Linked DNA regions of Homo sapiens: all the other regions are linked to region 2. A link is a loop called in an ENCODE intact Hi-C map of the cell type or tissue named here. Cell type or tissue: dorsolateral prefrontal cortex. All regions are shown on one strand.

Region 1 (8,000 bases), 84 kb after region 2:
CCAATATCAGGTCTGGGACTAGGCTGAGGTAAACAGACACAAAACGTATGAATATTAACACTAGGCCATCTTTGCATTTCTGAAATAAGTCCCACTTGGACATGATGTAGAAAATAGTTTGGCAGTTTCTTTAAAATTTAAACATAAAAATACCATATGACCCAACAGTCCCACTCCCAGGAATCTAAGAGAAATGAAAACAATGAAATGTCCACACAAAGACTTGTACACAAATGCTCATAACAGCATTGCTTATAATGGCCAGAAAAGTAGAGACAACGCAGTTGTTCATCAACTGGTGAATAAATAAACAAGATATATATCCGTACGATGGAATATAGTTTAGCAATTACAGTTGGCCCTTGAACAATGAGAAGGTTAGGGATGCTGACCCCCACACAGTCAAAAAGCTATGTATAACTTTTGTCTTCCCCCAGATTTCACTTTGTTGTTGTTGTTGTTGTTGTTTGTTTGTTTGTTTTTTGAGACAGAGTCTCACTCTGTCGCCCAGGCTAGAGTGCAGTGGCATGATCTCGGCTCACTCCAACCTCTGCCTCCCAGGTTCAAGCGACTCTCCTGCCTCAGCCTCCCAAGTGGCTGGGATTACAGGCGTGCACCACCATGCCCGGTTAAGTTATATTTTTGGTAGAGATGGGGTTTCATCATGTTGGCCAGGCTGGTCTCGAACTCCTGGCCTCAAGTGATCCTCCCACCTTGGCTTCCCAAAGTGCTGGGATTACAGGCGTGAGCCACCGCGCCCAGCCTGTAGTATGTTTCAATATCATTGTATTAGTTATCTATTGCTGTGTACTAAGTTATCATTGACCTAGTGGCTTAAAGCAACGCATGGCTTATTAGCTCATCATTTCTGTGAATCAAGAGCCTGGGCATGGCTTAGCTGAGTACTGCTGGTGGCCAGCACTAGGTTCTCATGTAGAGACTCAGCTAGGGAAGGATTTGCTTCTCCACTCATGTGGTTGTTGGCAGTATTTAGTTCTTTGTAGTTATATTTAGAGCTTAAAATTTTGGCTGGATGTTGGCTGGAGGCCAACCTCAACTTGTTAGGGTCACCCCCAGTTCCTCGGGACTACCCACAGGTCTTTGTCACATGGGCTTCCCCAGCATGACTGCTTACTCTATCAAGCCAGCAAAGAGTCCCTAGAGAGTCATAACATAACAAAACATAACATAGTATAACGTGACATACATGATATAACAACGTAACATAATCCCAGTAGTGATATCCTATCATCTTTGCCATAGTCTGTTGGTCAGAGGAAAGTCAAAAGCCCCACCCAGTCCCAAATGTATGAACACCAAGAGGTAGAGCTCATGCCGGTGAGCACCATAGAAACTGCCTGTTGGATGTTGGATTCTGATTACTAATATTTATTTTTGCCAAAGTTTTCCCAGTCACCCTTTGACTGGACAAAGCTTAGCTTCTGTTGGTTCCTTAAGAAAGACTTGTGAGTACTGGCCAGGCGCGGTGGCTCACACCTGTCATCCCAGCACTTTGGGAGGCCGAGGCGGGTGCATCACGAGGTCAGGAGATCGAGACCATCCTGGCTAACACGGTGAAACCCCGTCTCTACTAAAAATACAAAAAATTAGCCCGGCGTGGTGGCGGGCACCTGTAATCCCAGCTAGTCGGGAGGCTGAGGCAGGAGAATGGCGTGAACCCGGGAGGCGGAGCTTGCAGTGAGCCGAGATTGTGCCACTGCACTCCAGCCTGGGCGACAGCGAGACTCCGTCTCAAAAAAAAAAAAAAAAGAAAGACTTGTGAGTACTGTTATTTCCTGCTTGCTTGCTTTCTATACTCTTGCTACTTGAAGGATAGATTGGCAGGTTATAAAATCCTTGCCTCTTACTTTCTGTCCCTAAATTTTTAAAAATGTTGTTATGGGTTGTATTGCTTGTACATTGTTGACAAGATGTCTGATATAAACATGCCTTTCTTTCCTTTGTAAGTGACTTGATTGTTTTTCTGGAGCTCCAAAGAATTTTTTTTCTTTATTTTTAAAGTTTAATCATTTTACTAGGCATTCTCTTGGAAATGATCTTAGGTACGTGGGGGACTCTTTGAATATGCATATTTAAGTCTTCTTTTATTTCTAAAACATTTTCTTAGATTATAGTGTTAAATATTATGTACCATTATTTTACCTTTTTTCTTCAGAGATGCCAATAATATGTTTGTGTTAGATCTGTTTTTCATCTGTATTCTAGATTGCTTTCTCTATGAATTTTATTTTTGTTTTATGGTTGTTTTCATTAATTTCCTTAATGAACACTATTAAGCTTTTAGTCAAATCTGTTCTCCCTAAGAGATTTTCTAATTCAGTCTTCATTTCTGAGATGATGGTCTTTTCCTCATTTTTTTTCATGAGTTCAGGCAACTCTAATTTCACATTTACCTTTTTTTGGGTCCATTTCTGTTGAGTTTTTGAATGTATAATGTAGGGATTTTCTTCATGTGTCTGAATTTTTAGTGTGTCTTCATCTGTTCATCTGTATCAGAAACTGGGTTAGTTTACAAACAACAGAACGATTTCTCACAGTTCTGGAGGCTGGAGGTACAAGATCAAGGTATTTGGTGAGGGCCGCATCCTGGTTCGCAGATGGCTCCTCTCCTCACGCCCTCACATGGAGGAAGGGACAAGGGAGCTCTCTGGATCCTCTTTTCTAAGGGCACTAATCTCATTGATGAGGGCTCTGCCCTCGAGACCTAATCTCGTCACAAAGGCCCCCGCCCCCAAATGCCATCACACTGGGGACTACGTTTCCATTATAAATTTTGGGGGACGTAAACTTCCAGACCATAGCATTAGGTAATTCAAGTTGAGGTGTTGCGTGTGGTTTTTCCCTTTGTAAATTGGGGGTTTGTGGGAAGGATTAGTGTCGGCTCTTTATACTGGCTTTGTATGGATATTATCTGTTAACTTAGAGATGTCTTAATTTGCCTGGACTGGTGGTAACAGATGGCTGCAGGCAGGAGCTGGGGGCTTGGGAACCGTAGTAGGTTTCTTAGTGTAAGAGCGCCCTCTCCTGTTGTTGTTATGAAGTGCACCATTTTCTTGTGCTTTGGGAGGCGGGAGTGGACTTGTGTTTTCTGAGTTTACAATATTCACTTTTGCTTCCGTAGGTCCTTGAATGTCCAGGCTTGCTACTTCCTGTCTGTTACTAGCAAGCCTCCGAAGGCTGCCTCTACTTCCAGGCCACATGCCTGGCCCCTAGAAGCAGGGCCTTCCTGAGACAGCCACCTCCGGGCTCGAATGCTGTCTCCTTTCAGTTCCCCAGCCGCCAGTGCTCTGACACCCACCCTCAGGCGTGCTCTGTTTCCCCATGTAGGGTGGGACTTTCTTCTTCTTGTTTTTATTTAGAGACAAGGTCTCGCTCTGTCACCCAGGCTGTAGTGCGCTGGTGCGATCACAGCTCACTGCAGCCTCCAACTCCTGGGCTCAAGTGATCCTCCCACCTCAGCCTCCCGAGTAGCTGAGACCACAAGCACCTGCCACCACACTTGGCTAAAGGACTTTCTTTTTTTCATAGTTCTTGGTCCCAGCTCCCCTCTCCTCATTCCCACAGTGCCTCTCCCTGAGCCCTCACCCCACCAATGCCAGCGTGGGCCCTGGAGCCGGTTCTGAAGGTTGGCTTTCCTCGCCCACACCAGTTAGAGGAGCGCGCGCCCTGTCTCCTACTCATGCTGGAGGCATGGGCATGGATGGTTTTATTTGCTCTCCTGCTTGGTCCATATTGGCTTTTACCAAGGAGAGGATTGGATTCAGGTGGCCACCATTATCTCTGGGGACCTAGAGATGTCTGCAGCCTTTTTACTTGAAAAGCTCCATAAAGAATGGTGTACTTGGCTGGGCGCGGTGGCTCACGCCTGTAATCCCAGCACTTTGGGAAGCCGAGGTGGGCGGATCACAAGGTCAGGAGATCGAGACCATCCTGGCTAACACGGTGAAACCCCGTTTCTACTAAAAATACCAAAAAAAAATTAGCCTGGCGTGGTGGCGGGCGCCTGTAGTCCCGGCTACTCGGGAGGCTGAGGCAGGAGAATGGCGTGAACCCGGGAGGCGGAGCTTGCAGTGAGCCTAGATCGCGCCACTGCACTCCAACCTGGGCGACAGAGCAGGACTCTATCTCAAAAAAAAAAAAAAAAAGAATGATGTACTCTTCATCTCTTCATCTATTAAATAAATCCATCAATTTTTTTTTCCAGCTCTGTAGCCCAGGCTGGAATGCAGTGGCACAATCTCAGCTCACTGCAACCTCCGCCTCCCAGGTCCCGGTTCAAGCAATTCTCCTGCCTTAGCCTCCTGAGTAGCTGGAATTACAGGCACATGCCACCGTGCCCAGATAATTTTTGTATTTTTAGTAGAGACAGGGTTTCACCATGTTGGGCAGGCTGGTCTTGAACTCCTTACCTTGTGATCCACCCGCCTCAACCTCCCAAAGTGCTGAGATTACAGGCGTGAGCCACCACGTCCGACCCGATTTTTAACACTTTGGAACATTTGCTCATTATTTTTACTAAGCCATTTAAGAGTAAGCTACAGGAATCAAGACATCAGCATCACCTTAGAACACGGAAATTCTTCTAGGAAACCACAATTTGAATGCACGTTCAAGAAATTTAATATGAGCCAGGTGAGATCACTGATACCTGTAGTCCCAGCGCTTTGGGAGGCTGTGGTGGGAGAATCGCTTGAGGTCAGGGGTTCAAGGCTACAGAACAAGATCCCATCCGGGAAAGAAGGAAGGAAGGAGGGAGGGAGGGAGGGGAGGGGAAGGGAAGGGAGGGAGAGAGGGAGGGAAGGCAGAGGTCACCTTGGTTTATGAATTTTGAATAAGCTGACACCACTGTTACCAGTTCAGGGCCTTCCGGTCCCACACCAGCATCCTAATTGGTGCATTTCTGCTTTACGTGCAGTGGATGTCGCTAAGCGTGGGACGGAGTGCAGACCCTTGGAATCAGCTAATTAGTGCCCCTGCAGAGGAAATATCTCCCCGGGTCATTTGGTCAGGAAGTTGTTTAGTTGTTTGTTTAGTTGTTAGTTGTTTAGTGTCCTTTCTGGCCTTATTTTAATATCCAGGATCCGGTCAGTGATGAAGGCTTGGATGTTTGCCGTGTCTTTTTGATCCCTTTAATCTACAGCGGGACTTCCACATGCTTTTTGTCGTTCCTGTAGAAAGCTTGCGTCCATTTTCTCCCACAATCCGGATTTGTCAGACTCTTTCCTAAAAACTCAATGCAGGCTAAGCATTTTGAGTCAGAATTGTTTTAAAATTGCAGAATGTGATGCTTCTCTAGGAGAAAGGCACCCCCTGCCACCTCTCCCGTCCTCTGCACTCCTGGGGGCTGCATGTCTGCCAGCAGGGGGTGGCAGGTGGGGGTTGGGGAGGAGAGGTGTGGTCCTTTTGGCTGAGACCACTAGGGGCCTGGGTAGGCTTTGCCAGGATGTGCTGTGGTACTGTTGGGCTCCTGCCTCAGTTTCCCTTCTACCCTCTGGGAGTCCTTCCTGGGGGCTTTCTCCTACTTCCTCACTCCTCCAGCCTCAAGGCCTGGACCTGTGGGCCCAGCTCTGCCTCCCTGGGTTCCTACTCTTGGCAAAGGTCCTTGCCAGGCTCATTTCATGCAGGACCCCCTAAAGGATCCCAGAAGCAGCAGAAGGTGCCCAGGTCATGGAGGCCTAGGTTTGAACCCATCTGCTATGGTCTGAGCATGTCCCCCCACAAATTTATATGTTGAAACATAATTGTTGACTGGTATATATTGAAACGTAATTGCCAGTGTGATTGTATTGAGAGGTGGAGCCTTTCATGGGTAGTACCCTAAAAAACGGAATTCGTTCCCCTATAAAAGAAAGAGGTATGAGGGAGCTGTTGTCCTTCCCCCATGTGAAGATGCAGGAGGGAGGCACCCTCTGTGGAGCAGAGAGCAACTTGATCTTGGACTTCTCTGCCTCTAGAACTGTGAGGCATACATTTCTACTACTTATAAATTATCCAGCCTCAGGTATTTTGTTATAGCAGCAGAAACAGACTAAGACACACTCCTTCCTCTCTGGGAGACTCTTACAGTCCTAGGATTGCTCTGGGCCTCAGACACCAGATGGGGCTCTCAACGCCAGAGCTGGCCAAGGCAGGCGTCCAGTATGCCTTCACTTTCTTCCCTTCTTGGGCACCCGACATGTGTCTTTGACTTTCAGAAATCATAGCAGGGGTCCTGGTCCTCTTCTGCTGGGTGGCGCTGTCTGGGGCTGGGGCCTGCAGAAGGGTGCGCTTTTGTCCTGCCTGTTTCCAGTTTCCTTAGGGCCTTACTGCCCAGGGTCCTGCCACCAATGGTGCCCCAAACTGCCACGCCCCATAAGCCTGTCCAGGAAGCGTCCTACAGACTCATCTGTGAAAGGCTCATGAATGTGAGGGGTCACCTTGGTTTATGAATTTGGAATACGCTAACTCAGGCACCGCTGTTGCCAGTTCAATGCCTTCCGGACCCACACCAGCATCCTAATTGGGGAATTTCTGCTTTACGTGCATTGGATGTCGCTAAGCGTGGGACGCAGTGCAGACTCTTGGAATCAGCTAATTAGTGCCCCTGCAGAGGAAATATCTACCTGGGTCATTTGGTCAGGAAGTTGTTTAGTTGTTTGTTTTAAAATCCAGACAGTGTTCAAAAGTGCCAATCTGGCTAAATAATACATAGTAAAATGACCACTGCTCTCTGTGACGGTTTAAGCACCTGCACAGTGCCATTGGCTGAGTCCCTGTGGCCTCAGGTAATTCCCACAGCAGCTGCCATCAATTTACAGATGGGGAAACTGAGGCTCAGGGACACAAGGGGACATCCCAGGGCCATGCAGCCAGTGTGGGCCTTGAGCTCAGCCTGCTGTCTGGGGTTTGTGCGGTTGACAGTCTGGGCTATTTTTGAGCGTGGACTGCTCTCACTCTCTGTCTTTGTGGGCCTCTCTCTGCTCACAGCCTCCCATCTGTCCATCACGTGGACCACCCAATAAACACATGCTGAGCAGCCGTGGGTTTCAGGCCTGAGCTAGGCTCAGCCAGGAGTGCCTCTCTGTTAACCCCCAGGCCTTCTCTGTCCAGCCTGGGTCCACTGTCAAGAGGCCACCACTGCCCTGAGCAGCACCCTGGATCCCGCCATTGCTTCCCCCTGCCGTCCCAGGGTTCGGGCTCCCCTCTGTCCCAGCCATTGTTGAGTGATTCACAGGTGTGTGGCTGAGGGAGGCAAGGCAGAGAGCTCCCGTGTGCCTGATGCACCCCTGCTTCCTGACGCCAAATCTCAGTCCCCAGATGGGACTCTCCAGGAAGGGGATCGTGCTGCAGAGGGACCAAGGAGGCTCATCAGAGGCAGGCTGGCCACAGGCGCCTGTCAGTGAGAGCAGCCCTGCCCTGTGGTGAGGTCTGAGGGGAGCCTCACCGACGCCAGCCTCGGGCAGCACACCCAGCTCCACATTCTGGGGTGAAGTCAGGTCTTGGGAACCCTCGGGCTCTTTGGATATTGTTACCCTGGTGTTACTCAGAAATGCTGCAGCTAGGTGTTGCTTTGAAATACAGAATTTTTATTGAGTGCTTCCTATCAAGCAGAGTGTGCCAAGTTCTCCTTAAACTTTATCTTGTGAGAATGGAGATTGATAAACAGAGAAATACCTGTTTCAAAAGATGAATAAGGTTGATTGCCCGCCAGCATGACCAAGCAAGACAAAAAAAGAGAAAGCACAAATGATCAACATCAGGAGGGAGAAAGGGCCATCGCTGCAGGTTCTCCCCAGGTGGCGAGGATAGCAGATAGCAAGGGATTTTTATGAAGAACCTCGTACCAATACATTTGATATACTTCAGAGAAAAATGAACAAACACCCCAAAAGACGTAACTTACCAAGACTGACATAAGAAGAAATACAAAACCTGAACAATACTATTTCTTTTTTTTTTTTCTTTTTTTTTCTTTTTTGAGACAGAGTCTCACTGTTGCC
Region 2 (8,000 bases):
AGAAGGCCATACGTTGTTGATTGGATGATACGTCTTTTAAGTTTCTCTTAATCCATAGATCCCCCTCCTATTTCTTTGTTTTCTTGGTAGTTTATTTGTTGAAGCAATCGAGTTGTTCCTTAGCATTTCCATAGTTGGTATTTGATTGATTGCATCTCTGCAGTGTAATTGAATGTGTTTCTCTGTAATCTCTGTAAGTTAGTAATTGGATCTAGACGAGGCTTCGTCAGATTTAGGGTGCATTCCTGCATCAAGATGCCTTCCTAAGTGGGCTGTGCACTTCTTATCTAGAGGTACCCTGAGGCTCTCTGCTCGTCCGTGTTGCAGATGAGTGCAATCGCTTGCTGCACATCACCCAGATAAATAGCAGACCCACTGGGAGTCTGAAGTCAAAGTCCCGATCTTAACCACTGCTCCCAGCTGCCCTACCGCATTTTTTCTCCCATTTAGCTTTGTCTTTAACAAACATTTTTTGGGCACCCACTGTGTAATCAGTAGAGGATTGAGAAATAAATCAGACACATTTTCTGCCCTTACAGAGTAGAAGTGTAAGTAGACTCGGAATGCAATCTAAAGCGAATACTGGGAGGGTGGCAAAAATGGGGGCATGCCCAGCATGGTTTGAAGGGAAAGGCTGGAGGAGGAAACATGTAAGAGAAGCAAGTGCTTGAACTAGATTTTTGAAGGAGGGTGAATGTTGACCAGCAGGTCAAAAAGGGGAGGGAAGTCATTTCAAGCAGATGGAACAGCTTAGGCAGAGGCCTGAAGGTGTGCAGTAGCTGGGTGTGTCCGCTGATCCCAGGTGGTTTGATGTTGCCTAAGATTGGGCCAGAGGACTGCCATCTCCTGTGCTGTGCTAGGGAACTGAATCTTATTCTCCAGGCAGTCAGTCACTGTTGAAGGAGTTCAAATGGGAGAATGGTGTGATCACTGCACACTTTCAACAAATCTCTCTTTTTTCTTTCCATATTTTGAAATAATTATAGATTCACAGGAAGTTGCACAAATGGCACAGAGAGGTCCCAGTACCCTTCCCCCAGCTTTCTCCCACGGTTACATATTTACACAACTGTAGTAAAATGTCTAAACCAGGACATTGGGCATCGGAGCAAGGTGTATAGAGTTCATTGTCATTTTTTATCGTGTGAAAATTCCTATAACCACTACCACAATCAAGATTCAAAACTATGTCATCATCCCAGATATCTCCTTGTCCCACCCCCTTACAGCCACAGCAGCCCCTTTTCCCCACCATTCATAACTGCTGGCAAGTACTAATCTAGTCTGCATCTCTATACTTTTGTCTTTTCAGGAATGTTATATGCATGGAGTTATACAGGATGTGACTTTTTGAGATTGGCTTTTTTCGTTGACTATCCTGCCCCTGAGATCCACCCAAGTTGTGGTATGTTTCAGCAGTTGCTGAGTGGTATTCCATGGTATGGGTATACAGCAGTTAGTTTAACCATTTACCCATTGAAGGACAGGTTTGGGTTGTTTCTAGTTTGGCACTATTAAAAATAAAGCTGCTGTGAACATTTGTGTACATATTCTCACGTGGAGTGATTTCTCTTTCTAAAGTGGCATGTGTGCAGTGGTTCGGAAGTCACAGAAATGGTGGCTGGGAGAATGCTTCTGCTGTCGCTGGTCCAAGGAGCCACGAGAAGCCCTTACCCAGGGCCCTGGGAGTGGGGGATTGAGAGGGAAATAGGCAGGCCTGGGTGCCTGGAAGTGGGGCTGGTGACGGAGATCCTTGCAGGGTCCTATGGATCCAACAGTGGGTGAAGTGATAACCAAATGCTAGTTGTTCTGTATTGTGGTATATACTGTGGCTTAAGAACTACAGAGGATGGCCCTGAGAGCTGCAAGGTTCTTGATTATCAAAGAAAGATTACGTTGTTATACCAAGCTATTCTTCATAAGAATTACAGTAGGAGGCCAGGCGCGGTGGCTCACGCCTGTAATCCCAGCACTTTGGGAGGCTGAGGCGGGCGGATCATAAGGTCAGGAGATCGAGACCATCCTGGCTAACACAGTGAAACCCCATCTCTACTAAAAATACAAAAATTAGCTGGGTGTGCTGGCGGGCGCCTGTAGTCCCAGCTACTTGGGAGGCTGAGGCAGGAGAATGGCGTGAACCTGGGAGGCGGAGCTTGCAGTGAGCCGAGATCATGCCACTGCACTCCAGCCTGGGCGACAGAGCGAGACTCCGTCTCAAAAAAAAAAAAAAAGAAAAGAAAGAATAAAGAATTACAGTAGGAAAATAGAACTTTTTAAATTTTTACTATTTTTTTTTTTTTGAGACGGAGTCTCGCTCTGTCGCCCAGGCTGGAGTGCAATGGTGTGATCTTGGCTCACTGCAAGCTCCGCCTCCCAGGTTCACGCCATTCTCCTGCCTCAGCCTCCCTAGTAGCTGGGACTACAGGCGCCCGCCACCACACCCGGCTAATTTTTTGTATTTTTTTAGTAGAGACGGAGTTTCACCATGTTAGCCAGGATGGTCTCCGTCTCCTGACCTCGTGATCCACACGCCACAGCCTCCCAAAGTGCTGGGATTACAGGTGTGAGCCACCGCACCCGGCCAGATTTTTACTATTATTATTATTATTATTGTTTAATATAGAGTTGAAGCCTCACCATGTTGCCCAGGCTGGTCTGGAACTCTTGGGCTTAAGTGATCCTCCCACCTTCGGCCTCCCACAGTGCTGGGATTACAAGTGTGAGCCATCTTGCCCAGCTGGAAAACAGAACAATTTAATGAAAAAAATGTCGGCAGCAAGCATTGAGACAGAGGGTGATTGTGAGAATCTGCTTTTAATCACAATAGTTAGTTGATTTAAATATCGCATGTCCTGGGTACTCTGAAGCTTTAGTGTGATGAAAGGTTCACTTGAGTCTGTGGATCACTGAATCGTTGTCATCGTTAGAGGAAAAAGTGTTTTGGTAGGTTTTGGTAGGGGGAGTCAGCAAGGTGAAATGTGCAGGACTGTGTGCTGGTCCTGGCCAGCCCATGTGCAAATAGCTTCACTTTCTAAAGGGATATCAGAATGGTGCTTTGGGAGGAACTTGAATATTGTGGTGAAACACTCCTAAATTCAAATCTGAGCCATGCTGGGAATTTGGACAACTTCCTTACTGGACAACTTCCTCTAAGCCTCAGTTTCCTCATTTGCAGAGCGGGGATAGTAATATGCTTCTCACTAGTTGTTATAAGGGTGTTGATAAATGTGTACCTCAGAGCCAGGCCCACTCTCATGCCTCTAGCCTTATCTGCCTGAAGCCCGTCTTCCATACAAGTGTCAAATGATCATTCTGCAGCTTTTCATTTAACATGTGTTGTTTAATCAGTTTTTAAATGTGAAATATGTACATTTGAAAAACAGAATAGAAAGTTATAATGGGAAGAAAGTTTCTCATTTCCCACTATTTCTCTACTTGCCAGCATTGTGTATGTGCGTGTGTATGCGTGTGTGTGTGTTTACGTAGCTGGGCATTATGTGTTCTCTTCTTCAACTTGGTGTATTTCCTTTCTGTATCTTAGACATCTTTCCACATTGATACATAAAGTCCTTGCATTCTGTTGAATGGCCTTGTTGTACTTCTGTGCCATAATTTATTCAGTCCATCCACAGTGTGCATTTTAGATTACTTCTAGTTTTTTGCCTGTTACAAGAAGTGTTACAAACATGCTTGCACAAATATGTTTGGATACTTGTACACGTATTTGTCAGATACACTTAGAGAATTGTGTTTGCCAGTTTAGGATATGCAGTTAACATTTTTATTAGCCAGATCTATATTCCATCTAAAAAAATGTTTTACCACTTCTCAGCTCTCACTGACGTGTATGAAAGTGCCTGTTTCCTCATGCCTCGGTCGATACTGTGAACAAACTTGAGCTCAGGTCTTGCCTCCTCCAGGAAACCTCCTTGTAGCGTTCCCTCCCAGTTTTGAGTTGCTCATAGCCTGGAAGGGAGGCAGACCCTACAAAGGCTGTGACAGTGCAGCCTGGCGGGCGCTGCTGAGTGCACAAGTGGCAAGGAGGGAGCCCTGTGCTGGACGGATGGTGGCAGCACAGCCTGGGAGCTGAGGGGGAGGAACCAGCACCGGCTGGTGTGGGAAGTGGAGGCAGCGAATGCAGGCTTTAGTGTATTGCTAATGTGGTTTCATGAAGAATTCTTGTACTTCCCGATTTGTAAAACTGTTTTCTGAGCCCCAGTTGATGGTCCATTTTGTTGAAATATCATCTCAATAGAGTTGACTCATGAATAGCTAAATTACACACCTTCTCAGGTGGCCTTAAGTTTCTTTCTCTTGCTCTCACAAAGCCCAAACTTGACAGAGAAGGTGGCTTTAACAGGTTTTCACTTAGGTGACTTTTTTCTCCTGCATAATAAGGGTACCTTATTTTAATTTTATAATTATTTTAAATCTTTTTGTTTGTTTGTTTTTGAGATGGAGTCTCGCTGTGGCCCAGGCTGGAGTGGCACGATCTCAGCTCACTGCAATCTCCACCTCCCGGTTCAAATGATTCTCCTGCATCAGCCTCCCAAGTAGCTGGGATTACAGGCACGCACTACCACACCCGGCTAATTTTTGTATTTTTAGTAGAGATGGGGCTTCACCATGTTGGCCAGGCTGTTCTCAAACTCCTGACCTCAAGTGATTCCCCCACGTTGGCCTCCCAAAGTGCTGGGATTACAGGTGTGAGCCACCATGCCCGGACTATTTTAAATCTTGAGATGGAATTACAATTCTAAAACCTAATATGAGTGAATATACTCCCCAAATTTAAAAAAGTTAACCTAATATTGTCATAGTCCAAATATAGGTTGAAAGCAGTTATAGCAGGGAGAGTTGCAGAGTTGGTCAGCAGGGTTGAGATTGATCTGTCAGTCCCAACGTGGACACGGGGTCCTGAATGGGGGGTGGCTCTGTGCCATGAGGTAGTTAAGGAATCCAGCTGGTGGGCAGCTTTCCATCTACAGCATGTGACTTCCATCTCTGGGTCTGTGACAGCTGATCCCTCAGCCAGCAGCAAGGAAGAAAGATTGGAGGGCAAGCAGCTTTCTGTAAAGAAAAATAAAAGTGATCTGGAAGTTGCATACATCACTTCTACCCACATCTTATTAGTCAGAACTTGGTCATCTGGCCATACCTGGCTGCTGGGAAAGCTGCCAGGCGTCGTCTCTAGTTGGGCAGCCATTTATCTAGCAGGAAGGGGAAGGAAGGCTTCTCTTATGAAAGCGAGGAAGGGAGGGATGGATCCTGGAGCACCTCAGCGCCTGTGTCGCACCTCTGATGTTTTGACGGCTTCCACAGCCCTCAGGACTGAGGCCAGACGGCTCTGCGTGGCTTCTGGGGCTCATAGTGATCTGGCCTCCTTTTCTCTCTCCAGCTTCACTCGCCCTCTACCCAGCAAGTCCCTAGTGACTTGTCACATTCCGAATGTGCCTCCGCCTCTGCTGCTTCTCCTCCCATTCCCCCAAATCTTCTTCACCCTACTGGGTTTAGGACCCTTGGTGTGCAGGGCCTCCTCCTGAGTGTGCGCTCACTGAGGGCAGGCGAGTGTCCTGGCATGGTACCTCACCATCCACAGCGGGTGCTCAGTACATGCTTGCAAGTAACTGTGTTGCTGGTGTGTTGACGGCATAGCAGAGGAACAGCCACCCTCCGTAAAGCAGGTGGTAGTGGGTGCCTGCCTTTTTGCTGAGTTGTCTCTAATCCTTTGCACTTGTACCCCGCTAGCCAAGCTCAGCAGTTCGCTGTGTCTGGACACAGTCAGTTTGAGCTCTGTGGCTCTACTGTCCATCTCTGGCAAAAGAGTCTGAGGGCGGATGCCGCCTCCTCCTTGAAGCCGTCCTTGTCTTCTGCCCCTGCCAGTGGGTAGGATCTCTTTTGCCTTTTGATTTTGTTTACATTGTGCTTATGGCCCTTACCGCACTGTGACTTGTAATATAGATAATGGACTCACTGCTCGCGCTTCTCCCCCAAATAGTGAAGTACATGTTGTTTCAAGACTGGTTGCTAGCTGACTATGGCATATCTTTTGCTATACTTACCACTTTCGTGCATAAAGGTACCCCCTAAATGTTGAGTGGAATTGTTTCAGCCTCTTGCAAACTGTAAATAAGCTAATCTTTAGAAAGGATCTTCCTTTAGATATCAGTAAAATGGAGCAGCACTGTGGGGAATCAGATCAACAAAGGTTTATTGAATGCTCACAGTGCCCCAAAGACCAGCTTCCTGTCCTCCTGTCCTTGGAGTATGAGATGCCATGAGCAAGACAGACCTGCCTCGCACCTCCTATAGCTTAGAGCACAGTGACCTGCCAGCCTGGAGAGCTCCTGAGTCCCCTTCTCACAGCAGTGTGGGCTAGGCAGGTGTTCCAGCTCACTCAGCCCTAGATTGCTCCCAGGTAACACGGGACTGAGACTCCTGCGGTGCGGGTTGTATGAGCAGCTGTTTGTCCAGCATCTAAGCGCTGTGGCGTCACTGGAGTCACTCCCTGGCTGGCACGCTAACACACCTCGGCAGGAGTGGTCAGAGTGGCAGCCACACTGCAGCCACCACCCAGAGGACGGGGAGAAGACCGTGGGGCAGTGGTCACTTGGAGAAATTATTAATTTGACTCAGTTCTTTATTTAGACTTGTTATTAATCCATTTTTTCCATGTTTAAGGAAAATCCTAGCATTTGTGTTGAAATATAAATCATCACCACAAAAATCTCATTAGGTTGACGTTAAATATTAGATACTAGAACATAAAGGCAAGGGATTTGACAGAGCTGTAGAATACATTCTGTAGTCTTAAACGGTATAGAATGTTTACCTATATGATTTTATTGTTGGCTATGTAGTTTTAAAAGACCAAAATAAATAGCTTGCTGACTTTTAAATAAGCATAACCAGACACGAGCCTAGGAACCACTTGCCAATTTGTTTGCTTGTTTTCTGTATAAAATCATCCAGGCTCCTGCAGAGCAGCAGTCTCAGCCTGTGCCTCAACCACAGAAAAGCTGCTTTCTGGGCCTGCTGGCCTACACTCAGACATAGTGGATAGACTTCCTAGTGTTACTATGATGGACTGTCAGTCACAGCAGAGTTCTTCATATACAGATCTCTACCCTGAAGTCCGGTGGTGATGTGGGACTCTGGGGCTGTGCCAGCTGATGCCAGCTCTGGGACCCACCTCCTGAGGCAGGAGCACGTGCTTGGGCACATGCAGCACACTGATGCCACCAGGCCTCTGACAGCCTGTCACTTTGGCGTATGAATCTTGCTTTTTGGTTCATCATTTCAACCAGAATCTATACACTGAGCAGAAGACTGGTCCGTTTGCTTCTCTTTAGGCATTCTAGAAGTGATCATTTTTGAAACAATGCCTCCGTCTCTAGACAGCTAGGTGTAAATGAACCATTTACACCTAGCTTGCCCACAGGGGGCAAGCTGATGAGACGCACAGAGTGATGTAGTCTTTTCATAGCCAGTAGTAATGCATACATTCTTTTCTCCAAAGGTGGTTATTTTCTAGTCCAGCCCCTTAAAGTGTGGTCTTGCTGGGCCTCAAAATTCCTTCCTTTCATAATGGTCTGGTACCACTGAAATGTCTGCATTTTTTTGTGTCTTGCTTAAGTTCAGAACTTGGTCAGATTGACTTTATCAACTTACAGCCACATTGTCTTACATACCAATAAGTTCAGAACTCTCTTACGTGAGCTGCGTATGTACTTCCGGTAAGAATGCACGTTCATTCTGTTTTTCTTTGAAGGGATCTGAAACTTGCCCACCCTTCGGGATATTGCAGGACGCTGCATCATGAGCGACAGTAAATGTGACAGTCAGTTTTATAGTGTGCAAGTGGCAGACTCAACCTTCACTGTCCTAAAACGTTACCAGCAGCTGAAACCAATTGGCTCTGGGGCCCAAGGGATTGTTTGGTAAGTATGGTCTGTTTTAATAGCGTGGATTGAGTTTTTGCTGTAATAAAAAGTAAAACT
Region 3 (8,000 bases), 160 kb after region 2:
CACGCCAGGGCTCCTATCTTTGCACAAGCCATGGAGGCATTTTCAGGAACAGGGAGGCAGCGATCAGATTTGCATTTTGAACAGACCTCTGTGGCTGCAGGGTGGAGAGAAACCGGCGTGGATGCATTGGGGGCATTAAGAAGGCCAGTGCAGCAGAGAGATGACAGTGGCCTGGGCTCCAGAGACAGTGGTGGGATGCGCAGAAATAGAAGAAAATGAACTAGAGAGGGGTGGTGATGGCCTAGAGGGGCATGAGGGAGAGGGCGGGGTCGAGGATGGCACCAAGCCTGTGTGTCTGGTGGCCGACGCGCTATCCACCAACACTGGGAATACCAGCTTTGGACAAGGAGAGTCGACCTCCATTTGCTGTGCTGGGCAAACAGAGGACCATGGGCCATATGACGGACCGCCGCCCATATGACTCTGGAGATCAGAGGGAGACTGCAGGTGTGAAGCAGAACAGCCAGGAGCTAAGTAAGAGTGAGAAGAGAGGCCTAGACAGAGCAGGAAGAACCCCGAACCCCAGCATCTCACGACAGTGAACACAGGCAAGCCTGCAGACAGCCCAAGGCAGGAGCAACCAGGAGGCTGAGGCGGAGGTGGCCAAGGAAGACGCAGCCTGAGAAACGGCCACTGGCTTTGGTGACAGGAGGGCCCAACGAATTGACTGATGGGAGTGGCAGCCAGGTGAAGTGATTCAGGAGTGAGTGGGGGTGAGGAGACGAAACAGCAGGTGTAGCCACTCGTGGGACTCTGGCTTTGCCTGGGAGAGAGACAGGAGGTCCGTGGAAGGGCCAGGGCCCACAGGGGACTGACCGTGCCCCTCAAGGCTGGCAGTGGCTGCGCCCCACTCCCCATCTTCCCAGCACTCAGATGAAGCCCTGGGAGGCAGTGTGCCGACCACAGTTTTGGACACAGCCTTCCTGAGAGGGGTCGTTCCTTCCATGGGCCCCCTGCCCCCTACCCCGCAGAGGAAGCAGGCCACTTCAATTACCCAGCGTGGAGCCTAGTTTCCCTGGCCTCTGCTCCCAACAGTACTCATCCAGGTCACCCTATGCGACTTCTTTGATAGGACCACCGTCGAGACAATGGGGTCATTTCCTCCCACACTAGAATAACAGCTCCACAGGGCTGCAAGGTCTGTGCTGCCGCCGCTGTGCTATGAGAGCCCAGCCCTGCTCTGGGCACACAGTGGGTGCGCAGTAAGTGCTCACCCCCACCAGCCAGCTCAGACGCACGGGCTCTTGCTTTGGGCCACATCATGGGCTGGGTACAGGGATGAAAGGCCGTGGCCACCCCTCAGGGGCACCTCCTCTCCCACCGTCAAGGAAAACCTAATTATTTCCCCTCGGAAACCCCTATTTCCAAGGAAGTGCCATCAGACTGGCTGGGTTTGTTAAGGTAGACATCCTCATGTCCTCAAGGGGTTTGGTCTAACTCAGAGTGAGATGCAACCCCCTACAGCCAGGAGCCGGCCTGGGCACTGGCAGAGGCAGTGGTGGGAGCTGGAGCCTGGTCCCCAGCGATGGCGCACCTTGACTGGACAGGCTGCTGCTCCCAGAGGCCTCGGGAAATAACGAAGGGTGGCAGTCGGCATCATCAGGTCACTTCAGAGATTGCAGGGAGTTTTCCTTCATGCGATTTTGAGACACACAGAGCCTGCAGTGAGCGGTGGGCAGGTGTGGCATCTGCATGCTGGCTGTGAGGGTCTGGGGGCTCCGATTGCTCTGGGGGGGCCTCAGCCAGGGCCCTGGGGTGCTGCTACTGTCTGAGGACGCTGGAGCCCTGTGCTCTGGTGGCGGGGTTGGGAGTCGTCTGGCACTCCTATGGCAGTGGGCAGCTGTGGCAGAGCCTCAGATGGGAGGAATGGGACAGGACGTGGCTTAACCCTAAGCCTAACTCTCAGAGCACGGGCCAGGTGCAGAAGGCGCCCACTGGTTAGCCGGGCAGTTGTCCGACTCTTCTATCTGTTGCCCATGGAAGGAACGACCCCTCTAAGGAAGGCTGTGTCCAAAACTGTGGTCGGCACACTGCCTCCCAGGGCTTCATCTGAGTGCTGGGAAGATGGGGAGTGGGGCGCAGCCACTGCCAGCCCTGGGGGGCACAGTCAGTCCCCCGTGGGCCCTGGCCCTTCCACTGACCTCCTGTCTCTCTCCCAGACAACAGCACAGCTGGTCGGGGAAGGCCGAGCTGGGCCTGGGAGATAACAGAGGCCCCATTAAAGCCAAGCCAAATGCCAGTCGTCTGCCCAGGGCAGGGCCCATGCCATGTCTCCCGCCTCTCTCCCTTTCTCTGGCTTCCTGGCCGTGCCCACCCCACTCTACCCCACTGCCCCAGACAGCTGCCCCCGGCCCCCGTCACCCTCCCTGATGTGTGCTCCTCTTGGCTCCCACCCACAGATGGGAAGCCCTGCAGCCTTCACCCCAGATCCCTTGCCAGGTGGCCCCACCCTGGCCGGGATTGGGTCCTGTTTCAGGGTAGGGGCAGGTCCTGGCCCCTGCGCTGGTACCTGGCCTTTTCTCCAGAGACCCTGAGGAAAAGACCCTCCCTTTGGAGCCCAGGTGGCTGCCTGGTTCCAGTGTTAGAGATGCAGAGATGAGTGTTCAGTCCTGAGCGCCCTTCTTTCCACCCACCAGGCATACCGGAAGAGGATGCATCAGCTCCTACAGGCTCTGCACCAGAAGCTGGCGGCTCTGCGCCAGGGGCCAGAAGGTCTGGTGGGTGCCGACAAGCCCATCTCCTACAGGACCAAGCCACCAGCCTCCATCCACAGGGAGCTCCTTGGTGTCTGCAGCGACCCCTACACACTGGCCCAGCAGCTGACCCACGTGGAACTGGTAAGCCGGCCCAAACCACCTTCCTCACCCGGGATTCAGCAGGACACACACAGATACACTGTGCCCTCCCTGGCTTCCCAGAGCAGCCCCACAAGCTTGTGAAGGAGGCCCTGGCCTAGCCTCGAGCATGCACTGGGCCCCTTGTGGATGCAGAGGCCAAGGGCCCACCCCAGGGAGAGGGAGGCTGGGGCGGGTTCTTCCCTTTGAGACTGAGGGTTGATGGCGACCTCCCTGCTCTCCAGGCACTCTTCAGCGCGCTCCCGTGCGCTCGCTCATGTCTCCATCACCTGGCCAGGCAGGCCCTGTACACAGAGGAAACTAAGGCCCAGAAAGGTGAAGCGACTTGCCAAAGTCACACAGCAGAAGGGACAGAGCCAGGGTTTGATTCTGACCCAGATGCCATGCTCCTAGCCACCAGCCCCTCCACCCCGCAGAGGAAGCAGGCCACTTCAGTTACCCAGCGTGGAGCCTGGCTTCCCTGGGCGTCACGCCTCATAGCATTGCTCCCTGCCCCCATGAACCGGGAAAGGAGGGGCTGCCTCCTCCAGGGAAGGCGCTGAGCTCTGTGACAACCTAAAACAGGGTCTCCAAGCCCCAGTGGGGAGGGCAGTTGCAGAGTGACTGTTGTGAGGAGGACTAGGGGCTGGGGCACCACGGCAGGCCCCCCAGTGGACACCCCCTCCCCATACCTTCCCTCTTTTACCCACTCTTCACCCTTCCCTGCAGGAGCGGCTGCGGCACATCGGGCCTGAGGAGTTTGTCCAGGCCTTTGTGAACAAGGACCCTCTGGCCAGCACAAAGGTAGGAGGCTCTTACGGGCTGTCCCAAAAGTGAGCCTCACCCAGTGACTGGCCGCTCTCCGGGGAGCCCGCGAGCCTTCTCTGGGCGAGCGCTGGAGTGGCCCAGAGTGGGACAGGTGGGCTCGGGGGGCCCTGCCCACTCCGCCACGCCCCTCCAGCTCGGGGGCGCACCACGACAACCGAGTCCCGAGTCCCCGGAAAGCCTGGACGTGCGGGACGTGGGGGTCACCCACCCAGCGAGGGAGGAGGAGTGGGCCAGGAACCAGGCCGTGGGCCGCGCTGCTCGGGTGGGCCAGGACCCTGGGCAGGGAGGAGGGTGGAGGGCCCCCTGGCGCGCTCCGGGACCCCGTGCGCCTTCCCGGTGCGTTTCGGTGGGCGCCGGTGCCCTCCAGCGGCCACGCGGGGAAGCGCGGGTTGCTGCCCGCTGCCCGGGATGGGTAAGGGAACTCCTGGGTCCCGGTGCTCAGGACACAGCCCACGCACCCGGATTTCGATCCCGCCCTTCTGGGAGCCCAACCAGCAGGGTGCCGGTGCCTCCCACGGGCTAAATCCAAGCCAGAATTGCAAACATTGTGCCTTCTGCCCTCACACCTAATAAAAGTACAAACTATGAGATTGCATTTTTCACTTCTCAGATAAGCAAAAATCACCTAGTAGGTTAGACACATTGTGGAAGACACACTCCACGTGGCTGCTGGGGTGAAGCTGGCGCAGCCACTTTGGAGGGGAGACTGGCACTAGCATCGACGCTCTAAATGGACTTTCTTGACCCCAATTTTCCATACCTACGAATTTATCCCACAGATACACACCCATGTACACGAACATGCACGGACGAAGATATTTGGGATAGACAATGTTTATTATGGCCAAACACTGGGGGCAGATTGCCTTGTCACCCATGGGGACTGGATTACAAATTATGAAACGTCTATAACTAGAATGGTGTGCAGCTGTGAAAGGGAATAAGGTGGACAGAACAACCTCCAAGACCTATCCCTCCAGGCACTGAGAGAAAACGGTAGAGGGAAGAGCAGGGGCGAGAGTGTGTGACCATTTGGGTAACAAAAAAAGAGGGTAACACAAAACCATGTATGTTGCCTGTGTCCGTCAGCACTCTCTAGGAATGCTGACTGCTCTGGGAATTCGGAACAACTGTGGTGCTGGGAGGCAGGAACGGGAGGGAGATTTTTTTTCTTTTTTTGAGACGGATCTCACTCTGTCGCCCAGGCTGGAGTGCAGGGGCGCGGTCTCCGCTCACTGCAAGCTCCGCCTCCCGGGTTCACACCGTTCTCCTGCCTCAGCCTCCCCAATAGCTGGGACTACAGGCGCCCACCACAACACCCGGCTAATTTTTTGTATTTTTAGTAGAGACAGGGTTTCACCGTGTAAGCCATGATGGTCTCGATCTCCTGACCTTGTGATCTGCCCGCCTCGGCCTCCCAAAGTGCTGGGATTACAGGCGTGAGCTACCGCGCCCGGCCGAGATTCTTGTAAGATTTTTTGTTTGGTTTGGGGCCATTTCCAAATATTACTTTTTTATTGTGAAATACATCAAGACGACACATGACATTTGTTTTATCCCCCTACTGTAGATGAACATTTGTGTGTCCAGCTTTTTGCTGTTATAAATATTCCCACAGTGGACATTCTTACACCCGCTGGTATACACGAGTGCACACTTTCTGTAGGGTGTCCGTTCTCAAAAGGCTCAGGATCCCTTTATACTCTTAAAAATTATTAAGGACCCCAATTAACTTTTGGTTATATGGATTATATTTATCAATATTTATATTAGCAATTAAGATTAGCTTTTTTTTTTTGAGATGGAGTCTCACTCACTTTTGTCACCCAGGCTGGAGTGCAGTGGTGCGATCTCGGCTCATTGCAACCTCCACCTCCCGGGTTCAAGCGATTCTCCTGCCTCAGCCTCCCGAGTAGCTGGGATTACAGGCATGCGCCACCACGCCTGGCTAATTTTGTATTTTTAGTAGAGACAAGGGTTCTCCATGTTGGTCAGGCTGGTCTCGAACTCCCGACCTCAGGTGATCCACCCGCCTTGGACTCCCAAAGTGCTGGGATTACAGGCATGAACCACCACGCCCGGCCTGACTAACTTATTGTGCTAACTTGCACCTCTGGTACAATGTCAAATAGAAGTATTGATAGCTGGCATCCTTATTTTATCCTGATTTTCAAAGGAATGCTTTTAACGTGTTGTCCCAATAGAGTATGATGTTTGCTACAGGATTTCTTGAGATGTCTATTATCAGCTTAAGGAAGTATCCTGTTCCTTCCTAGTTTTCTCAGAATTCTCATCATGAATGGTTGTTAAATTTCATTTATTTTTTCTGGATCTGTTACTCACATATTCTCTTCTCCTTTAAACTGTTAGCTGATTGTTTATATTAGTTTTTAAAATAAATGTTTCTTTTGTTTGTTTTGGGTTTTTTGTTGTTGTTGTTGTTGGTATTTTTGAGACAGAGTCTTGCTCTTTTTCCCAGGCTGGAGTACAGTGATGTGAACACAGCTCACTGCAGCCTCAACCTCCCGGGCTCAAGTGATCCTCCTGCCTCAGCCCCCCAAGTAGCTGGGACTACAGGCACATGCCTCCATACCTGGCTAATTTTGGTATTTTTTGTGGAGACAGGGTTTCTCCATGTTTGCCCAGACTGGTCTAGAACTCCTGAGCTCAAGAGATCTGCTTGCATTGGCTTCCCAAAGTGCTGGGATTACAGGTGTGAGCCACCTCACCTGGCCTAGTTTTTTATTGCTGTTGTTGTTTGAGACGGAGTTTTGCACTTGTTGCCCAGGCTGGAGTGCAATAGCACGATCTTCGCTCACTACAACGTCCGCCTCCTGGATTCAAGAGATTCTCCTGCCTCAGCCTTCCAAATAGCTAGGATTACAGGTGCCCACCACCAAGCTCAGCTATTTTTGTATTTTTAGTAGAGATAGGATTTCACCATGTTGGTCAGGCTGTTCCCGAACTCCCGACCTCAAGTGATCCACCCTCCTCGGCCTCCCAAAGTGCTGGGATTACAGGCGTGAGCCACTGCGCCAGGCTGTTTTTTTAATCAATGTTGAACCAACTTTGCATTTCTGAGATAAACGAAACTGGGATAAATGAAATCATTATCTTTTTCACACTTCCCTGGATTTGGTTTGCTAATGTTTTAGGATTTCTGCAACTATAATCGTCAGTGAGACTGAACTGTTATTTCCCCTTCTGATACTGTTCTTGTGTAGTCTTTGTTTCTCTTACCCTGATCTCTATTCTTCCTGAAAGACTGGAATTACTTGTTCTTGGAGCATTTTGTAGAATTAGCCAGTGGAACCATCTAGGCTTGGTATTTTCTTTTTCTTTTTTTTTTTTTTGAGACAGAGTCTCGCTCTGTCGCCCAGGCTGGAGTGCAGTGGCGCTATCTCGGCTCACTGCGAGCTCTGCCTCCTGGGTTCATGCCATTCTCCTGCCTCAGCCTCCCGAGTATTTTCTTTGAGGGATGACTTTCGTGTACTGATTCAAGGTTATTCTTGTTTGTTTGTTTGTTTCGTTGTTTATTCTTGTTATTAATTTAATGGTTTTAGGACTATTTAGGTTTTATGTTTCTTCTTTAGTCTGTTTTGTAATTTATATTTTCCTAGGAATTTGGCCATTTCCCCTAAGTTTCCAAATTTATAGACATACAATTATTTGTAATATTCTCTAGGTATCTTTTTAATTTCTTCACATCTACATTGATCCATCTCTAGTATTTTGATTATTTACACCTCTCTTTGTTTCTTTATCAATCTTATCCGAGGTTCATCAATTTTATTAATGTTTTCAAATAAAGATCTTTTGACTTTGTTGATTCTGTAGATTGCAGTTTTTTTTACTATTTCATTTCTTTCTTCTCTACTCTTTATTATTTCCTTCCATCTACTTTCTTTGGATTTATACTGTTATTCTTTTTCTAGTTTCTTATGTTGGATGTTCAGCTTGTTTTTATCCTTCTTTTCTAATAAAAGCATGAAAGATGGTTGATTTCTTTTTACATAAATTTTTATTTACAGCCTCCAAGTTTTATTTTTTAACATTTTCATTATCATTCTAATTCCATTATGATTTCATCTTTGAAACATAGATTATTTCAAAAAATTTTTTAAGTTTCTGAACATTTGAAAAGAATGCGTATTCTCAAGTAGTTAAGTTCAAGTTTCCGTGTTTGTTTATTGCTTCAAATTGTGTTGCTGAGATTCATATTCATCCTGGGTTGCGTTTTGTTTTTCTTTTTCAATCTCCCTAAGCTACTAGTTACCGTCATGTGTGTTAAAATCTTCCATGTGACTGTAGGACTCAACTTCTCCTGATAAAGAACTT
Region 4 (8,000 bases), 75 kb after region 2:
GCACCAACATGCACACAGCACACACACATGTGCATAGCAGACAACACACACATGCATATACCACACACTCATGCACACAGCATCACATATATACACACACGTGCACAAAACAGCGCTACATACACAAGCATACAACACACACACATTACACACATGTGCTGCATACACATGCATAGAACACACCACACATTCACACAAGTGCACATACACATACTGCATATACCATGCATGCACACATGTGCAAATCCATATACACACACACACCCTCTCTCTTGCTCCTCCCAGCCCAGGCTCAGTGGGTTGGCAGCCCTGGACTGTAAAGGATCATTAAATGTGGCCCCCTCCCGTGGCTGACTATAGGATGACTTCTCCTGGAGCTCTGCCCTTGCAGTAACTTTGGAGGGTTTTCACCAGACCAAGAATGGACGAGTTACGGGTCGGCTAATAAAATGCTTTGGCCAGAGCCCAAAGTTCTGTCCTCAGTGTTTCCTGATTTTATTGGTGAACTTGCTCAGCAGCCTTGCCCGGTGCCCCTTCCCTGAGTCACGTGCTGTGGCTGTGCCAAGCATCCCGGGCAGACGTACTGCAGGGCCTCACAGGCTCCTGCTCTGCGTAAGCGCCTGCAGCTGCTGGAGCCCGTGCTGTCCTTCCTTCCTCCCTGAGGACCCGCACCAGGCAGGCACCCGCAGGCCCCGCTGCCTCCAGACCTCCTCCACATGCCCCTGGCCCCACAGTCCCAGCAGGTGCTGTCTGCTGTGAAGGGGCTCCTCGCCCTCCTGGGAAAGGTACCCCATTCATCCTGCCAGGACCCCTGCCATCGCTGTCACTTCTCACACATTCTCCTATCTCCCATCATCCAGTCCTGTGGCTTCTCCCCCAGAAACAGCCCTCAGGTCTGCCCCATTCCCTGCCCCCTGCCCAGGTCTGTACTCATCAGCTCTCCCCTGCCTGCCAACTCCTCGTGGGCCTGCTGCCTGTCCCTCGTGGCCACACCCAGTGAACAAGGACTCCAGCCCCACTAACCCAGTGCTGCGTTGGTGGGGCACACTCAGGTCTCCCAGAGTCACACGTGTGCAGGATGTGCCATCCAGGCCAGGGGCAGCTACGCAGGGGCTGAAGGTGCTGGGAAAGGCCTCATGGGTGTCAGGACCCCTACATCTGGGGACAGCACCACCCCCTCCTGCTGGGGGTGCTGCTGGCAGAGCTGCAGCCACACCTGCCCCTGTGTCGACACCCAGAGGACAGGATCCAGCTCCTTGCCCACCTGGACACCCTGCCTGGCCCTGTTCCCTTCCACCTTGGCTCCAGCCTCTTTTTTGCAAAAACAATGCAAAGTCCATGCCAGCCACAGGGCCTCGCCCTTGCTATTCTCTCTGCCCACGGTGCTTTTCCCAGACCCTGTATGGCCAGTGCCTTGTCTGATGTGCCTGGAGAGGCCCTTCCTGGGCCCTCCCTTCTAAAGCAGCCCCACCGCACTCAACCACCTCCCCAGTATGGCTTCCTTCATGGCGCTCGGCGCTCTCCGAAATGATTGTTTTTACTCTTTTGTTTGTATGGTTAGTTTTCAGCCTCCCTTCTCTAAACCATGAGTTCCAGGGGGCAGGAACCCCATGTCGGGCTCTCTGCTATATTCCCAGCACCCAGCATGGTGCCCGGCACACATAGGCCCTAGGTAAGTGTCCACCCAATAGATGTCTCAGGGCAGTGGTGGGGTGAGGGGAGACTGAGTTGACGGCCCTAGGGATGGCTCACCCTCTGTCCCAATGCCCTCACTCAGGGATTAGCCCCGGGGCACGTTCTGGAGTGAGAAGTTGGGTGGGCAGGGTAGGGGCTGGGCAGGAGAGGTTCCTTGCTAGAGGGCACTCCTGGGTGGGCTATGAGGGGGCGGGAGCAGATACCTCCCAGGGCCCAGTGGTGGCACCTGCAGCCAGGGTCCCACAAAGCTGGAGGCTCAGGGCAGAACTCCACGCTGGCCGCGAGGCTCAAAAACCTTCCTGGTGTTGCATGAGCCGCGACTGCAGCTCATGCGTCTTCCTCAGCACAGGCCCAACTCTCGGCAGCGATGGGTCTGGCAGGGAGAGGACGCAGGAGACCTCAGGGGACACGGTCTTCTCCTTTGTCCCAGAGCAAAGCTCTGCCACCCTCACCCCTGTGGGACACGGAGCTGTGGCCATGAGCTAGTCCACACCCATGTTCCAGTTGCCCTGGCCTCATCCAAGCATCCCCTACCCTGCTCCCAGCAGGGCAATCATGCTTCAGTGGCCCCAGCCACTTGCTGGAGAAAGTTCTTTATCAGGGGACAGCAGCCTTTGCTCACAGAGCAAGGGTGAGCTGGGGAAAGACTGGCCTCACCACCCTGACCTGCACTTGGTTAGGAGGGCCGCTCAGTGCTGCCCAGACCCCAGAACAACACAGCTGAGTGGGTCAGCTCTTCTGAGGTGCCTCTTGCGGCCTCTCCTCCTAGACTCCTGGCTTCCTCCAGGCGACACCCTGGGACTGGACCTGAGGCTTAGGGGCATAGGGTGATAATCGGAGAAGATGCAGGGAGGGCCCAGTGCCTGCACCCTGAGGCGCATCTGTCTATCTGCTGGGAGCACACTGCTCACCCCTGACCAAGTGCCTGCCTCTGTTCCTCCTCCCTTTCCCCACACCTGACCCTTGGTCTCAGATGTCACCCTCCCTAGGGCCAGCCTCTGGCCCTGGCCCTGGCCCCAGCCCTGCTGTCTCCCTGCCTAGCTACCTGGCCCACATTCATTCTAATACATCTGTATGCCCTAGGCAGCTGCCTGCTCTCTCCAGGACTCAGTTTCCCTAACTGTTCAAGAAATGGGCTGGACTGTTGTTCTTAACCTGTCCATTCTTCCAGGAACAGCCTTCACGGAAGCTTGGAACAGCACCTTACTCCATCCTCAAAGCTGACACAGGACTAACTCTGCCTCAGCTCTAGTGAGACGACACCCAGGCCTGCTATTCCTGCTCCCTAGGTCTTTGGAAATGGCCTGAGCTCAGCTCCTCGGAGCCTGTGTGTGGCAGCCGCAGGCTGTCCTTGCAACTATCAGGCAGCTGTGCCCTCTCTGAGGTGTCAACCCAGGGCCATTCTGCCACAGAAAGACTGGGAGATAGGGGAGGCCAGTTTCTATGCACATAGGTTAAGTACCTGGATCTAGCCATTCCTCTAAGCAGTAAACCTTGGCTTTTTATGATCCACAAACCAGCTTTTTGCTCAAGCTGGTTGGGTTGAGTTTTGGGCCACATCTCATCAGGCAGGTCCTGACTAAAGCAGAGTGAGGTGAAGGCAGCTGGAACTTCCGTGTCGGGTGGGGACTTGGAGAACTTTTCTGGCTAGCTAGAGGATTGTAAATGCACCAATCAGCACTCTGTAAAAACGCACCAATCAGCACTCCGTGAAACGGACCAATCAGCAGGACATGGGTGGGGACAAATAAGGGAATAAAAGCTGCCCGCCCACCCCTCGCCAGCCAGCAACAGCGGCGACCGGCTGTGGTCTTTTTCCCTGCTGTGGAAGCTTTGTTCTCTTGCTCTTCACAAGACATTTTGCTGCTACGCACTCTTTGGGTCTGCACCACCTTTTTCTTTTCTTTTCTTTTTTTTTTTTTTTGAGATGGAGTCTTGCTCTGTCGCCCAGGCTACAGTGCAGTGGTGCAATCTCTGCTCACTGCAAGCTCCACCTCCCCGGGTTCACGCCCTTCTCCTGCCTCAGCCTCCCGAATAGCTGGGACCACAAGCGCCCACCACCAAACCTGGCTAATTTTTTTGTATTTTTAGTACAGACAGGGTTTCACCGTCGCACCACCTTTAAGAGCTGTAACACTCACTGCCAAGGTCCCTGGCTCATTCTTGAAGTCAGCCAGACCAGGAACCCAGCGGAAGGGACAAACTGCGGACACAGGAGGACAGGTGTCCTGACCTCTATGCTGGGACCAACCAGGGAACTTTTCACTGAAGACCCAGTTCAAGGAGGCCACTGGATCCTGTTAGAGCCCCTCTCCCTTTCTAAAAGTGAAATCATGCATCGCCATCCTCCCAGAACCCCGGTGTCTTCAAAGTGGTGTCCACCCTCCCTGGGGGCCACGGGAGAGCGCCGAGAAGGTTGGGGAGGGGGGGTGTCCACCCAGGGATGTCCCATTGGGGGACACAGACAACCTAGGTGGCCAGTCCAGAGAACCGGGCCGGGCCCAGTCTTGAGGAGAGAGGGTGAACTGGGTTTTGGGGCGCCAGAGGCCCACCAGGTGAGGTGTAGGCTGGGGCAGCTGGGGCGCAGAGTCCGCCAGGGTCCGCGCGCGGGAGGGCAGCGTCTGACGGCCCGAGCGGGTGGTCCTGGCGCGGGGGGCCAGCCGCCGCGGAGGCCTGAACGCAGGGCGGGACGCTTGGCTCCGCGGCCGGGGCACGGAGGGCCCTGGTGTGCAGCGCCGCCCGCGGGCTCCCGCAGCTCCACCCCCGCGCCCCGCCCGCTCCGCGCTGCCTGAGTGCCACGAGGGGGCGCAGCGCCGCGTTGCTCCGGGGCCGCCGCCAGGCGCTCGTGCGGGCTGCGCTGGGAGCCGGGCGGTCGGGCGGCGGCGGCGGCGGCGGCGGCGGCGGCGGCGGCGGCGGGCGGCGCCCCGGTCCGCGGCGCCGAGGCTCGCACCGGGAGCTGCCCATGGGCCGGGCCCGGAGTTCCGGCGCGCCGGGAGCCGGTGAGTGGTGCGCGGCCGAGGGACACCTGGCGGTGCGGGCAAGGGCGCGGGCTCGCGGGGGCTGGGGAGGGCTGCCGGCGGCGCGGCGGGGTCGGCGGGAGGCGGGAGGCTGCGCGCGGCGCGGGAGCGTGCGCCGGGGTCAGCAGGGGCGGGGTCCGCGCGGCCGCCGGGACTGGAGGCGCGGGGGTAGCGGGTAGGGTACCCTGAGGGCACACCCCCGGCCACCTGGCGGGAGACCCAGCTCTGCCGCGCGCCGCCAGCCCCTGCTGGGCGCGAGGAGCAAGCTTCTTTCAGCCGCTAGAGTGGCAGGAAGAGCCAGCCTAGACCAAAGCCTCCACCCGCACCGGACCTCAGTTTCCCCGTCTATGAAATGGGGACGGGAAAGCAGACCTGCCGGTGCACGTGCAGAAGGGAAAGGGCCTTGCGCCTGGGGGAAGAGGGTGCTGTCACCCTTGAGGATGGGATCGGATTTGAGGAAAGGACCAGCGCCACTATCAGAGGGCCTGCGAGAACAGTGGGGTCTGCTGGGAGTCCTGGGTGTGTCCCTCACGCAGTGACAGCGGACGGCATCAAGGGACCACCTGGTCCACTCATTGTATTTAGATTGGGAAAGCGATGCTTGGGGGGACTTGGGGAAGGGTGCTGGCGACGCCGCCCCATGCTCAGCGTGGGCGTGGGAAACTGTGGGAAAGACAGAGCTGGGAAGTTGGGGTGCTGGTGGAGCTCTTCCGGGCCCGTATCTCCTGCCTCCTGGGGCTGTGGGAGAGACAGAAGTTCTGAGCCCCGGGAGCCTGAGAAGAGTCCTGGGAAGCTCTGCCTGCCAGGCAGGTGGAGTAACTGAGGTTTAGAGAGGGGCGGGACCATGGAGTGGCAACGCTGGGGTCCCACCTCTGGTAAGACTGGCTCCAACAGCCATAGTGCAGCCACTGTGCAGGCGACCGGTGGAGGGGGGCTAGGGTTGTCCACTCACTGGCCACATTCATTGAGCGCCTACTGTGTGCCGCCTGCTGCCTGCCCCCGTAAGTGCTCACTAGCTGGTGTGGGAGGGGACACCAAACAAGAAATCAAAGGCAAAAGCAAGGACATGGCCAAGATCTTATGCGTGCTGGGAAGAACATGCAGTAGGGTGACTGGGGCAGAGGGAGACCAGGGCGCGGCGGAGCCTTCGTCTGGTCAGGGAGGCTGTCCTGAGCGGGGAGCCCAGCCTGTGATGGACGGGTAGCCCGGGGGAACAGCGCGGGTGAGATCCCTGAGGGCAGGAGGGGGCGGAGCTGGAGCTGAGACGCTACAGGGTCTGGACGTCCTGGGCAGCCCCCAGGCGGTTTGCAGGTTGGGCGTCGAAAGGCTGCCCGTGGCGGCGGGTGGGCGCACTGCCGGGGCAGGAGAGGGAGGGCAGGCGAGAGAGGGACGGGCTGCGGAGCCCAGGGCGGGACTGGCGAGGGGGAGCCCGCAGGCCACCAGGTAGAGGTGGGGCCCTGCCCGGGACCTGGCCCTTTTCAGGCCGGGGTCTGCACCCTCCTGCCATGTCCCCGCCAGTCTCTGAGGTGGTTCCAGCTCTCACTTGTACCTGGACCCAGATCCAGAGTCAGCCATTTGTCCAAGGGGCCTTGGTTCCTTGCGTGGGACCCGGGCTTAGTGTGGGGCGTGCACTCGCCGCCTCTAGGCCTTGTCAGTGGACCAAGCCAAGGCCCCTTTTTTACTAAAAATTAATATTTCCTTTCCCTTTCTCCTGCAGTGAGAACCTTATTCCCCCAAACATGAATATATTTCATCATTTACTTAGCTCCACAATGCACCCCGAAAGAGTTTCAGAATGACTGCATCCACACCGAAGCCAACCAAAACCTGCTAGGTCAGCATCGGGATTTCCACGGGTGTGCAGGCAGAGTGCTGTGTGGTGACGTTATCAGTCGGACACACTGTTAGCTTCGTGTGTTTCTACTTGCATTCAATTTGGAGCTTTTTTTCCTTTAGACTTTAGGATGTAATTTTATTTTTTGAATACGTAAAACACATGGTTTAAAGGTCAGAACTATTAAAAAGCTATCCTTAAAGGTCTCAGTCCCACCCCTGCATCTTCTTCCTTGTTCCCACACCATTGGGAGCCATTTAAAATATTTTCTGGTTTATCCTTCCTGTGTCTCTTTCTGCAAAACAAGTCATTTAAGCATTATCACAAAAGTTAGCCGTACAGCTCCTGGTTTTTCTTCAGTTAGAAGTATGTCCTGAAAGTAACTTCTTACCAGTTCATGGAGACCTGGCTCATTCTTTTTTACACTCACATAGTATTTCGTTCTGTGGCTGTACTATTATTGTTTATTCAAATTATGTCCTCTGGATGAACAATTTTGTTTTTTTCCAAGTCTTTTTAAATTTAAAATAATGGAGTAATGGATAACTTTGCACCTATATTGTTAATGTTTGCAAAGGTGTATATTTAGAACACACTTCTAGAAGTAGGAGTGAATGTGGATTTATTTTGTTAGCTAGTCCCAAATTCCTTGTCAAGAGGTAGCACCGTTTTGCATTCCCACCACCGATGTATCACAGTGTCTTCTGTTTCCCCACAGCCTCGCTGGTTTGAGAGCTGAGAAACAGTATTTCAGTGTATTTTAAATTTATATTTCTATTATTATAAATGAAATTGGACATCTTTTCACATAGATTTGGAATCATACTTAGACTTTTCTAACTATGAAAAGCCCAATTATAAAGCAATCATCTGTGTTTTCTAATATTTGTTTAGTTGTGTACTTAGTCTCTGCATCCAATTTAATCTTTTTCTAAGTGTCTGGCACTCTGTCCCAAAGCCATTTATTTAAAAGGTCATCTTTCCTCCAGTGATCTGAAATGCACCTTTCTCATACACTAAAAATCCAAGCCCTGGGCCTGTTTCTGGGCTTTCTAGTGTGTCTCACAGGTCTGTCTGTTCCATCTGTTCACATACTGGTGAAAGAGAGAGAGAGAGAAAAAATATATTTAAAGGCAAGGAGGGCCTGGCACAGTGGCTCACGCCTGTAATCCCAGCACTTGGGAAGGCTGAGGCAGGCAGATCACTTGAGGTCAGGAGTTTGAAACCAGCCTGGCCAACATGGTGAAACCTTGTCTCTACCAAAATATATAAAAAATTACCCGGGAATGGTGGCACATGCCTGTAATCCCAGCTACTTGGGAGGCTGAGGCATGAGAATCGCCTGAACCTGGGAGGCAGATTTTGCAGTGAGCTGAGCTGAGATTGTACCCCTGCACTCCAGCCTGGGCAACAGAGTGAGACTCTGTCTCAAAATAATAATAATAATAATAATA

What was found. Hi-C counts contacts between places; a loop is a spot of excess contacts. Peaks named below come from ENCODE experiments on the same cell type or tissue, not always from the same donor. Only the 100,000 strongest peaks of a DNase experiment are listed, where the experiment ranks them.
Region 1: a loop joins it to region 2, with 2.2 times the contacts of the local background. A loop is called at or near these places in 7 of 110 quality-filtered maps.
Region 3: it touches region 2 in a loop (4-fold over the local background); 11 of 110 quality-filtered maps call a loop at or near these places.
Region 4: it touches region 2 in a loop (2.9-fold over the local background); 7 of 110 quality-filtered maps call a loop at or near these places.

What each region holds. Positions count from the first base shown.
Region 1 is chr5:180,196,477-180,204,476 of GRCh38, reverse strand. All of the region lies in intron 1 of RASGEF1C (RasGEF domain family member 1C), which reads left to right. Among named protein-coding and RNA genes, the nearest start is that of RASGEF1C, 8.7 kb to the left of the region's middle. In dorsolateral prefrontal cortex, a CTCF peak has its summit at 3,037 (motif pointing left); a DNase peak (open chromatin) is centred at 7,016.
Region 2 is chr5:180,280,380-180,288,379 of GRCh38, reverse strand. MAPK9 (mitogen-activated protein kinase 9) reads left to right here. Exons shown (of 12, transcript NM_002752.5): 2 at 7,772-7,940. The coding sequence starts at 7,819. Among named protein-coding and RNA genes, the nearest start is that of MAPK9, 7.7 kb to the left of the region's middle. In dorsolateral prefrontal cortex, a CTCF peak has its summit at 4,034; a DNase peak (open chromatin) is centred at 4,049; H3K27ac peaks cover 867 bases.
Region 3 is chr5:180,123,247-180,131,246 of GRCh38, reverse strand. It overlaps RASGEF1C (RasGEF domain family member 1C), which reads left to right. Exons shown (of 14, transcript NM_175062.4): 5 at 2,637-2,837; 6 at 3,564-3,638. Among named protein-coding and RNA genes, the nearest start is that of RNF130, 55 kb to the right of the region's middle. RefSeq lists silencers at 3,928-3,997, 4,068-4,117, 4,344-4,638. In dorsolateral prefrontal cortex, CTCF peaks have their summits at 2,517, 3,824, 4,030 (motif pointing left) and 6,932; DNase peaks (open chromatin) are centred at 1,746, 2,216 and 4,036; H3K27ac peaks cover 1,986 bases.
Region 4 is chr5:180,205,722-180,213,721 of GRCh38, reverse strand. It overlaps RASGEF1C (RasGEF domain family member 1C), which reads left to right and starts at 4,511. Exons shown (of 14, transcript NM_175062.4): 1 at 4,511-4,694. RefSeq lists a silencer at 4,376-4,595 and an enhancer at 5,720-6,512. In dorsolateral prefrontal cortex, a CTCF peak has its summit at 4,460 (motif pointing right); DNase peaks (open chromatin) are centred at 599 and 4,501; H3K4me3 peaks cover 2,489 bases.